Linked DNA regions of Homo sapiens: region 2 is linked to region 1. Evidence: chromatin contacts called from ENCODE Hi-C or POLR2A ChIA-PET data. All regions are on one chromosome and are shown on one strand. Each heading gives the region's core, a stretch centred on a gene start or an enhancer-like site at or near the end of the contact. The rest is flanking DNA. Distances are from core to core; before and after follow the strand shown. Region 1 has its middle 140 kb from the start of SLC24A2. Region 2 has its middle 250 kb from the start of SLC24A2.

The links. Hi-C counts contacts between places; a loop is a spot of excess contacts on that map. ChIA-PET counts read pairs that join two places held with the same protein, here RNA polymerase II (POLR2A). Pooled maps may share reads with other maps.
Region 2: a map of naive thymus-derived CD4-positive, alpha-beta T cell shows a loop between it and region 1 (2.5-fold over the local background). The contact joins two enhancer-like sites. A Hi-C loop is called at or near these places in 2 of 168 maps with a recorded cell type or tissue (GM12878 and naive thymus-derived CD4-positive, alpha-beta T cell), 13 of 37 single-sample maps with no recorded cell type and 12 of 50 pooled maps. POLR2A ChIA-PET finds 5 or more read pairs at or near these places in 1 of 52 experiments (activated CD4-positive, alpha-beta T cell).

Annotation. Positions count from the first base shown.
Region 1 is chr9:19,922,825-19,928,795 of GRCh38, reverse strand. It overlaps a transcript of SLC24A2 not described here. Among named protein-coding and RNA genes, the nearest start is that of SLC24A2, 140 kb to the right of the region's middle. RefSeq lists enhancers at 2,316-2,425, 2,351-2,645. Within about 2 kb of position 2,360, at least 3 of the 41 ENCODE cell types and tissues checked have a DNase peak (open chromatin) inside an H3K27ac peak, as active enhancers do.
Region 2 is chr9:20,040,333-20,046,303 of GRCh38, reverse strand. It overlaps a transcript of SLC24A2 not described here. Among named protein-coding and RNA genes, the nearest start is that of SLC24A2, 250 kb to the right of the region's middle. Within about 2 kb of position 3,168, at least 2 of the 41 ENCODE cell types and tissues checked have a DNase peak (open chromatin) inside an H3K27ac peak, as active enhancers do.

The sequences.
Region 1 (5,971 bases), core at 1,111-3,610:
GAACCAGACATATTTTAGAAAGGTCATTCTAAGTTTTTGGCAACCTTCCTAAACTTCTATTTCCTCACTGGTAAAATGTGAATCAGTGCAATGCCTACCTTATAAAAGGGTTCTCAGGATTACATGAAATTGATATAAATTGCTGAGCACTGTACTCAGTTAATTTTGATGATTGTAATTATTATAAATCCCAGTTCTCACTGGTCTTTTCTTCTGACTGGAACATGAACTACCAAAAACGTTGGGCTAGACAGGGTAAGATGAAGAGTGAGCAGGGAGCAAAAGAACAAAGAGAACCTCAGAGGGATTGAGTGACTTTCTCAAGGTCACTCAGCTATGAAGAGTATGAGCTGGGACTTGCTCCCAGGTCTGCCTGCCTCCAGAGCTTACACTTTTAACCCCCTACCCAGAAACCTCTCCTTCCACCTTTTTAGACTCTAGCTGTATACATCATTTCAGAATCTCCTAGAAACCCTGCAGTCTTTTCAGAGAGACAGTAACAATTCCCTTTTAAAAGATAAGGTTTTTAGCATCTCCATGGCCTAGCCCAAATTCTGAGTGGGCAGCCGCTTTTCAGTTTAGAAGGTATCAAGGGTTTGGAAAGAACTAGAACCTGCTTCTTGGCTGTGAGAGGAAAACCTGGCCAGGCCTCTGAGAGTCTTCCAACAAAGCCTCACTCTCTCTGTGTAACCAACCCCTAGGAGACCCCAGGATGAAAGCCTGCCTGGTTTCTGAGGTCGCTGGTGTGGGGCCAGCTCCAGGAGTGAGCCGAAGACCTGCCTCCTTGCTGCTGCCAGGAAAACAATGGCCCAGGGGCCCCCAGCCAGGTGCAGCAGACCCTTCCAGGCACACAGGCTCACAAGTGGCAGGCTTTTTGTGAGCTCCAGGAGTGCCAGGCAAGAGGGAGGGAGCTTTGGTTTGGTTTGGTTTGGTCCCTTACTGAGCTTAGTGCATGGGGCTTTCAGGAGATCTTGGGTTTCAGTTCACACCCCATTGGATTTCACATCAACCTGAAAACTCACGGGGACAATCAGCTGAAACAACTGAGTTTGGTTGGCTCTCCCGTCAGAGCCATAAATCACACGGTTGCCACTGAGGAAAAGAGGAGGCGAGACGAGAAACTTGGCCCATCCTGGTTCTAATTTATCCCAAGTACGTGGGGGGTGGGGGAATTGTTGTAAATGACAGGGATTTTCATTGCACAACTGCTTAGGTTTTCATGATGAAATGTTTCTATCATGGCACTGAGGTGTGTTTCCTTAGAACTAGGTTCTGCCTCATATGACTAAGATGTCAATTCTAGGCCCAAATTCATCATCATCATCACTCAGAGGTACTTTATATGGTCAAACATTGTGCTAAGCTCTTGACTTTCATTAGATCCGCAAGTGAAGTAGGTGCCATTTATTATCTCCATTTTTTGGAGGAGGAAACTAGGCTTAGCTGGAAACTCAGCAGAGCTGGGATGTAAACCTAGGCAGGCGAGCTTAAGCACTGGATAGAGTGCGAGAGAACTTTCTAGCCCAAGGCACAGGCAGCTTCTCTTCACAAGGTTCGTAGAAGGGGCTAGGCGACCACAGGTTGGGGACTTACGATGCCGGCTGGAGTGTGGAATTGCTGATGAAGGTAACATGCTAAGGTCCAGGCTTCCAGGACTCTCTGCCAGGTCCGGCTGGAAGCAGCAGAACTCTGTCCTCTTCTGCTGCTGTGGAAGCCCCGACTGGAAATGCAGCTCTGGAGTCTCCCTTTCTCTTCGTTAAATCTCATTAACACTTGTGGGAGTTACGCCCCTGCCTCAAGGAGAACACAGACCTCTAATTGCTGTGAAAAGAGGCCTGGGAAACCCCGTTCCTCTACCACCCCTGACTCTGGGTCTCCTCCTCCTCTGCTCACCGCTGGCGGGGGCTCTTCCAGACTCTGCAGCCCTGGCTTGGTCCCCCAGATTATTAAGTCATTTGTAAAAATCAAACTCATGTGCTCTCCAGAATGTCTTTAGGTCAGCTATCACAACAGCATGGTCCTCTGAATTTTTTTCCCGGGTGCATACAGCAAATGGCCAATCCAAGTGCAGTGTAGAGAGATGGCAGGTCTGCAGTCTGTTTGGTCTTCATCCTCTCTGGGGAATCTTCTTTTTCTCTCCCAGTACCACAGACTAATATTCTGATTCACATTCTGTGATGCTGCCGTTCCTTCTTTCTTTTGTTTTTCTTTTTTTTTTTTTATACCTGCATAAACAGCAATGTCCCAAGCTATGTAGACCAGAGCAGTAAGCCAGTGATGAGCCGTGAACACCTGGACACTGATTGGATGACATTTGCAAAGAACTGGGCGAAGCATCTGGGAGCGAATGCTTGCGCTTGGCAGCAGAGCGGCTGGCGCGGGAGAGCCAGGGTCATCCCAAGAACTCTGTGTGATCCCAGTCCAAGGACAGGAGACAGGGCTTTCCTTGAAGGGAGGTACTGAATGAAAGGTGAGTCACGTAACTACAGCGGAGCGAAAAGGAAACAGAGAATGGTGAAGTCAAACAAAGGGGCAGGAAGAAAAAGAGACAACAGCGTTCCTCCCACCCTGCAGGGAGAAAGGAGCCGCCGCCATAACCTCAACTCAGTCCTCTCCCGCCATCTAGTGGTCATGCTTAGTGACTGCAGCACAGACTACTAAGGGGAATCGTGACACAGGGAGGTGTCGGTGAGATCGCTACCTTATGGCCTGAAGAGTAGACATACTCAACACAAAGGGTAACTCGAGCCAAAACCATCACCAGGAAAACAGGCCCTTTTCTGTGGAAGGGCTTGTTTGTTTTGATTCGAAATACTGTGCAATTAAAGAACAGATGTGTGTCTTGCTCAATCTGCAGGTTAATGGAGGTTGGCTTGGAAATTCCCCAGCCCCTAGCAATTTCTTTAAAAAGGATTCACGTGTGTAGCACACGATTAAAATCTCTGTCAGGAAAAGCCAGTTTTTTATGAATAAAGACTATTTGTTACTTCTATTTTCTGACACAATCCAGAAGCCAAACATTCCTTACATTTTGAAGAGGATAGAGAAGGAACCCTGTCACATCAGATCCCTTGTCTAGACTCCACTCCCTAGTCAGGGAACCTCAGGTTTTTATCCTCCTCTAATAATTAGCTTTCCTGTGAAAAATACATGACGCAGGTTCTGGTCAATTTTTTTTTCTGCAGATTTTCTTTCCCCATTCTCAAATACGAAATATTTGAAGTTCCCAGTGACCAAATCTTGGTACAGGTGTTGGCTGATTGAATTATAAAATGTAGAGCTTTTTGGCAGCAAGAACTAATGTGTAAAGAATAAAACATATATACACAAGGAGTTACAGCTTCACAAATATATATGTCTACCACAAGTAATTGTGCTTACCTATGCCAAAATTTTCACATGTATTAGATTCTAAGAGATGACAAAAAGATCAAGTAAATACAGCCTGTCAACATTCCTTTTTGTCTGTGCCTATATATATGAGATGAACAAAATTTGTAGATCTAAGCAGCAGGGTGCTTTCTCCAGGTTCCTCTGCATTCTTTTCTGGGTCACTATAAATCTATATATCTTTGACTGGATATAGATAAAGGTGCAGCCTAGACCTGTCCTTATAGAGAACGTCTGATGTTTGTTTGTTCTACAGCACATCTGTGCAGGTCTGTGGGGTCACCAGTTATTCTGGGAGTGATAATGTAGGCTCCCTTATGTAAGGCAAGCTGTGTTTTACTTTGGTGCTGGATGCCAAGGGTCCAAGCATGCTATAGAAAATTCCACTTTGATGCATTGACTGCTCTGGGGCCAAAGACCCCTTAGAATTGACTCTACTTGAAGCCTGACTTTCAAGAGTACTGAGCCTAGAACAGTCAGAAGAGCTGGGTTCATTCTGTCTGTGCTGCATTCAAAGGCATGATTAAGAGCCAAATGAGCTGAAGGATAGTAATTATGGGGCAAACAATAGACTCTCCCAGAGACAGGAGAGCAGGAAGATGCTAGGCAGTTTGGTGGTTACTTTGGTGAAGAAGTCATTTCACTTTGTCCTGTGTTTTACCCTCAGAGATTCAGTCTTCTTTTCTCCTCCTTTATTCACCCTGGGCCTAACCTTAGGAAATTAACATCTGCAGGCAATGAAAAGTATTTATTTTGAGCCATAAGACATGGGATCCTTATTTGCTCTTAAGGAGGAGTCACACCCTCATGGGGTCCTTACTGGCTCTTGAGGAGGAGCCACACCCTCAGTGGCTTCTGCTGGGTAGATATCTGGAAGCACTGATCCCACTGATGGACACAGCTGACTAGATCAGTGATGGAAACCTGACCAAGATGACATTCTAGAAGCCACAAGGGGTGTAAGTCAAGAAAAGGGGAAAAGCAGGGAATAAGGTAACTGGTAACTGCAGGAGAAATGGGGTGGTGGACTCCCCCAAAAGCAGCCATAATGGTAGAGCTCTAGCAAAGAGAAACACTGATATCTGAGGCTGGGGATGACACATCTGAAATTGCACAACCACCCTAAACAAGCTGTCACATCTCAGCTGACTGAGAAGGACATCCTGGCTACTCTCATTTTTGTTTTCCTTACTCCTCTGCAAACAGTTTGATAGTAACACCCATTGCCTGAACCAACTGGGTATATATCCATGTTCCTTAAAGAAATTGTACAGCCAGCTGCTCTGCTCCCTCACAGGCATGACGGTGGCATAACGGAGTGAACACAGTGTAATTTCTGTTTGTTCATCACCCTTGCTACCCACTTCCCTTTAGAAATGATCCAACTCTCTGTAATCTCAGCCGTTTGGGAGGCCGAGGCAGGTGTACCACCTGAAGTAAGGAGTTCGAGACCAGCCTGGTGAAACCCTGTCTCTACTAAAAATACAAAAATTAGCCAGACATGGTGGTGCACACCTGTAATCCCAGCTACTCGGGAGGCTGAGGCAGGAGAATCACTTGAACCTGGGAGGCGGAGATTGCAATGAGCCAAGATTGTGCCATCGCACTCCAGCCTGGGCAACAAGAACAACTCTGTCTCAAAACAGAAAAAAAGTAAAAAGAAAGAAATGATCCAACTATCTATTTATTTGTCTTTGTTGGGGGATGTTTGGCAGATCACATTCTCCAAAGGTGACAACAACTATATCCCCATTTCATATGTTCTTCAACAATGTGAACTTGTCATTCCTCCATGAGTGGGGTGGGCTTGTGACTGCTTCAACCAAGAGCACAGCAGAACTGCGGCAATGTGGCTTCCAAGGTGGGCTAATAAATGACAAAGGACTGCTTCTTGATGTGTGGCTGGGTAGGTAGGGAGTGGAAAGAGCCAGGTCAGGAAAGGTCCCAGGGCGCAGGGGTGGCTGCTTTTCCTCATCATGGCTGGATACCATGCCTCCTCCATTCTAAGATACTGTATATTTTAAAAGTATTATCAATTCAATGAAGACTTTAAAGGAACAGAGTCCCACCACCTCAATGTTAAACGTGTCATCTATTATGTGATGCATTAAAGGAAACATTAAAATATGAAAGAAATTCATGAAATGCAGGAAAGTATGGTAAGTCCTTGGGTGTCCTTGGACATCTTTCAGAACATTCTAACAGTCTAAAGGATGGAAGGCTTCTAGGCCTTATAAATCCCTGACCTCCCTAGTGTGTGCCAGCCATGCCAATTTATCCACTAGGCACAGTGTGGAGGGCCCACAATACTTTTAAGGTCCCAGAAAAATGTCTAAATGTCTTTATTTCTTTTAACATTTTTTTTAAAAAACTGGTAGGTTAAATTAAATGTTTTATATATATAAATATATAATATTTAATATATAACAGGAATATATTCATCTTTAGGCCAACACACTCATAAAAATATAATTTTTAATATTTAAGATATTTCATGTAAATATTTATAAATATTTAAAAGTTAATATCTAATGTGTTTTATGGAGAAAAATCCTCATGCATTCAAGTTGTCTCTGATCAC
Region 2 (5,971 bases), core at 1,919-4,418, 120 kb before region 1:
TTCTTTCCTTACTTACTTCAGAAGCAATTAGACAGTATGAAGATGGATGCTGACAAGCCTCTGTGTTGAGATATTTGCTGGCCACCCCACACAGTGGGCACTTGTCTTTATTTTGGGCCATTCAGCCTCAGTGCCTTGGCTTCCACAAGCATGTGTGTGTTAGCACCATGAAAGATAACTTACAGATGAAACAAGATGAGGACACCACACTCACCAGAATTCTTCTTCTGAAAGGAGAGCTGTCAGTGTTGGGACTTTTGATATGAGAGCAGCTAGGAGCCTGGCCAGCCTGGGGGTGAGTAGACCTGTTCTTTGTTGCCTGCTAAGGCACAGGTCCTTTGCACTAGTTGTTCTCTCCATATGTGGGGAGTGTGGCTCTAGAACCAGCCTACCAGGTTCAAACCCATCACTCACTGGCTCTTGGGCAAGACACTTGACCGCTCACACCTTGATTTTCTCACCGTATGATTAGGCACACTCATAGTAGTTCCAAACAGGATCATTGTGAGAATGATATAAGCATGCATGGACGGCCAGCAGAACAGTGTGTGGCACATAGTATTAATAACATGTGGCCCAGTGCAGTGGCTCACCCCTGTAATTCCAGCTCTTTGGGAGGCCGAGGCAGGCAGATCACGAGGTCAGGAATTCAAGAGCAGCCTGGCCAACATAGTGAAACCCCGCCTCTACTAAAAACACAAAAAATTAGCCTGGCGTGGTAGCGGGCGCCTGTAATCCTAGCTACTCAGGAGGCTGAGGCAGGAGAGTCGCTTGAACCTGGGAGGCAGAGATTGCAGTAAGCCAAGATTGTGCCACCGCACTCCAGCCCGGGCGACAGTGCGAGACTCTGTCTTGAAAAATAATGATAATAATAATAATAATAAGGTGTTCCTTTTTTGTGTTCTACTTAACCATATTAATTCTCACTCTTCTTTCAAGTCTTAGCTGAAGTATCATTTCCTTAGGGAGACTCCCCACCTAGTAGATCAGCTGCTTTGTACACGCTCTCTGAGAAATCTGTGCTTCTTTTGCAATTCTGTGTTTATTAATGCGATCATTTGGTGAGGTCTGTCTTCCCCACTAGGCTGCAAGCATCCTTTTTACATCGTATACACAGTGCCTGGCACAGGGTCTAGCATATAGTAAGTTCTCAATAAATTTTTGCCAAATGCATAGTATATCTATACGATCCATGTATAGAAATGTTTAAAGCACCTAAATTGATACATTTTATTTAATACAACAAAAATATACTGAGCACTAACTTTATACCAGACACTGTGCTAGAAGCTAGTCAGGCAGCAAGAGAAAAGATGGTTCCTGCTCTCAAATGGTCCCCAGTATTGTTGACAGCCACATACCAGATAAATCTTAACACTTGAAGATGTAACCTGTGTAAGTCATGTGCTCACCCTGTGCTGAGTCACTCTAAAAACAACCAAGTATGAGTGGTTGGGGGTAATTTTTGCTTCACTGAGTATTATGGAAGCTTAATGACTTAGTGATACTGTGTGCATGGTAGCATTAGGGCCTATATACAAAGAAACAAACAAAAAAATAGGATAATCAGAATTCTAACACTGTAGCAGAAAATAACAATTTGCATTTCTTTGGAGCTTTATAGCTCCACATCAGTTTTCTTTTATGATCTGGGTCATTGTATAATTTTTATCCCCAATTGATTAGATGAGATAAAATATGCGTTGTCCCAAGGACCCAGTGAGGACCCAAGCCCAGAATCTTCCACCTAGATATCCTGGTTTCCTTGACCCAGCAAAAGGAATGGAATGAGCGGTAACTCCACAGCCATGAGCACAACCCTGCCTCCCAATGTTAAGTGAAACTAAACATCCTCCCTGCCCTCCCCATGCGTTCATGGTGGTTCGGGGATCCTGTGCTCACAAATACTGCTCTTTTCAGAGCAGAAATGGTAGGTTCTGTCTTTTGTGATTGCAGACCTTTAGGCTTTAAGGCTTAGCATATACAGGAATACCTCAGAGATATTTCAGGTTCAGGTTCCAGACCATCACAATAAAGCAAGTCACCAACATTTTTTGGTTTCGTCGTGCATGTAAAAGTTACGTTTACACTATAGTCTATTAAGTGTGGAATACCATTATGTATAAAAAGTTTGCATTGTGTTTCAAAATATACACAATAAAAAATACTTTACTGCTAAAAAAAAAAGTGCTAGTGATCATCTAAGCCTTCAGTGAGTTATAATCTTTTGCTGGTAGAGGGTCTTGTCTTGACGTTGATGGCTGCTGACCAGGGTAGTGGTTGCTGATGGTTGGGATGGCTCTGGCAATTTCTTAAAATGAGACAACAATGAAATTTGCTGCATTGATTGATTTTTCCTTTTATGAAAGATTTTTTTCTGTAGCATGTGATACTGTTTGATAGCATTTTACCCACAGTAGAAATTCTTTCAAAATCGGTCAGTCCTCTCAAAACCCTGCCACTGCTTTATCAACTAAGTTTATTCTAAATCCTCTTCATCATTTCAACACAGCAACTTCATCAGAAGCATATTGCATCTCAATAAACTACTTTCTTTCCTCCTCCATAAGAAGCAATTCCTTATCTGTTCAAGTTTTGTCATGAGATTGTGGCCATTCGGTGCCATCTTCAGGTTTCACTTCTAATTCAAGTTCTCTTACTATTCCCACCACATCTGCAGTGACTTTCTCACTGAAGTCTTAAACCTCTCAAGGTCATCTATGAGGGCTGGAATCAGCTTCTTCCAAACTCCCATTAATGTTGATGTTTTGATCTCCTGGTATGAATCACAAATGCCCTTAATGGCATCCAGAATAGTGAATCCTTTCCAGAAGCTTTTCAATATACTTTGTCCAGATCCATCAGAGAGAATCACTATCTATGGCAGCTATCACCTTACAAAATGTACTTTCTAAATAATGAGACTTGAAAGTCAAAATTACTGCTTGACACATGGGCTGCAGAATGGGTGTTGTGTTAGCAGGCAAGAAAACAACATTCATCACTCTGTATATCTCCATATAGGTAATAAGTTTGTTTCACTTTCTTTTCGTTCTTTTGCTCACTGGAGTAGCACTTTTAATTTCCTTCAAGAACATTTCCTTTACATTTATACCTTTGCTAACTGGTGCAAGAGCCCTAGCTTTTGGCGTGTCTCAGCTTTCGACATGCCTTCCTCACTAAGCTTAATCATTTGTGGCTTTTGAATTAAAGTGAAAGGTGTGTGACTCTTTCTTTCACCTGAACACCTACAGGCCATTGTAGGGTTATTAATTGGTCCAATTTCCATATCGTGTCTAGGAAATAGGGAGACCCAAGGAGAAGGAGAGAAATGGGGAAAAGCCAGTCATTGGAGCCATTAAAATACACATAACATTTATCAATTAAGTTTTCCATCTTACATGGGCATGGCTTGTGGTGCCTCAAAGCAATTAAAATAGTGACATCAAAGATTACTGGTCACAGACCACCACAACAGATAAAATAATAATGAAAAAGTTTGAAATATTGCAAGCATTATCAAAACATGACACAGAGACATGAAGTGAGCACATGCTGTTGGAAAAATGGCACATAGATATTGTTGCCACAAACCTTCAATTTGTAAAAAACACACTACCTGCAAAGTGCAATAAAGCAAAGCACAATAAAAGGAGGTATGCCTGCATTCTCTGCTACTGAAAAGGAGAATATTGGAAGGATAAATGAACATGTCCCTTAGCAATAAGGCCTAGGACCCAGAAGGAAGGCCATGTCCTCTCACCCCTACCTTGGTGGGTGCTTTCTCCCATGACTCAGTCCCCTAGGGTTAGATAACTTTGGTTTTCATTCTTACTTCAGAAATCTTAGATCTAGGATTGCAGAATCAAGCTGTCAGCTCTAAAAGTCCTCTATAACATTTCTTCCAGAAGGCTCAGATGTCCTTATGCAAATGAAATCCTTGATGCTTTCTCAGATATTCCAGAGTTCCTCAGGGGTGTACACTCAGTTCAGATTTCTCTCTTGTGACTGTATCTTTAAGTGAAGTTGTTCTTTTCCTTTCCCTAGACACCACAAATGTCCACCATTTCTTCCTGCTTATTATTTAAATATACTTAGAGGCTGCCTTCTGGAAAGTGCTGGACTCATGGCAGGTTGGAGATCTCCAGAGCTGTGCCCTCTTGACCCCAGCCAATTCCTGCCACAGTCTGCCCACCAGGGACAGTGCTCCCCTCAGTGGCACATTTGCCAGGCCAGGAAGTACCAGGCAAATGTCCCACCACAAGATGACAGGCTCCCCACCACAGGTGCCAGACTCTTCTCCTTTGTCTCATGGTAGCGCTTGTAGCTGCTGCGGCCACAGTGCAGAGTCTGGCACCTGAGGGGACAGAAAGGGGGGCTCTCGGCAGCAAGCCTACCTGTCAAGTGCTTCTGGGATTAGGAGTGCGCATTGCCAACTCCCCACTCTGGAAGAACTTGATGGGTGGGCATCCTGCCAAGAGGCAGAGCTCAAAGCCCTTCTGTGCATGTGCTTCTTAGACCCCCGACTGGCTACTTAGCCATTTGGCCAGATACCAACTTCTCCAGCAGTGTTTTTGAGCCCTGCCCATCTTTCCTTTGGCTGAATTGAGCAGACCTCCTATCAAATACTATCAATTTTCCTTCATATGTATGAGGCAGACCCTGAAGCAGTTTGTTGGGTTGGGTCCATGTCTTTCCTCTATCGTAACTGCCCTCTCTCCCTCCCCACCACTGATTTTGATGATACAAGGCTGGTTTTGTTCTTTGGAAACAAAACCCCTGTCCTGGGTGGATGTTCCAAGTCAGAAAGCCTGGCTGTGTTTATCCCAGGCCATTGGCTGGGCATGCACATGCTTTTTGTATTTGGTAAGTGACAGTATTTGCAAAAGCTGATTGCCACAGCAGGCGGAACAGAGACAAGACTAGCAAAAACATGTGTCGGTAACATATGCTGTAGCCTTTTCTTCTTTGCTTGGAGGACTGACACTTCCTACAGGAAGAAGTAATTATTTTGCATGTGCATAGATTACACTGGAATGAAAAAGACAGAGGAGGGGCTGCTGCTTTGTATATGAAAGAAGAAATACCTCCCTATCTCTCTTTCTTTTTCTCATGCATGCTTCTGCGCGCACACGTGCGCACGCGCGCACGCGTACACACACGCACTCTCTCTCTTTCTCTCTCCTCATTCTCATATGCAAGCACACAGGTTAACCTGCTTTATTTTTAGACATTGCTTCTTTAAAAGAAAGTCGATGTCCTAAAAAAAATTCAGAGCCTGTAATTAGCAGAGCTGCCCTTTTTAGGAGAGAATAAAAGCATTACGTTAGGAATTAAACAGATCTGTGCACAGGTCCTGTCTCCCCTTCATATAGGTTGTGTGACCCATAGAAAATTATTAAGCTTCTAACCCTTGTCTGCCACAGGTAGACAAACGGCTCAACTCTTAGGCTTGTTGTGAGGATTAAAACTACAAAATACATGTGGAAAGCAGCTTGTGTAGGCTCTGGGGCTGTGCTGTCCTTTCCCTTCCCTGGGTTAGCTTTCCAGAAGGAAAAATAATTGTAAATAGCCATGATGCATCTTCACTGATGAATGACTGTGGGCAATCCCAGCTAGTTCTGCAACCACTTAGAACCTCAGAACTTAATTCATGTATTTCTATGTAGCCACAAAGAATAAGTCTAGAAGTGGATCTTGGAAAAGTAGAGCCAATGGGAACTCAGATTCCTGCCCTTGAAGGCATTTTTGCCTCGGTCATTTGGTGGGGGTTGAAAAGAAATGGGTGACGCACATTGGGATAGAGCCAGCAAGACCCTCTGGTATCTTGCTGTAAGCTCAGAAGTCCTAGCAACAGCATAACCACCATTTGATTCATTATTCCATCTTAACCAGCCCTCCTTCCCACCCTAAAGCTGGAATCATTCTGAACCATATTAGCATTAGCATGAGTTTCTCTGGCTGCTTTTCA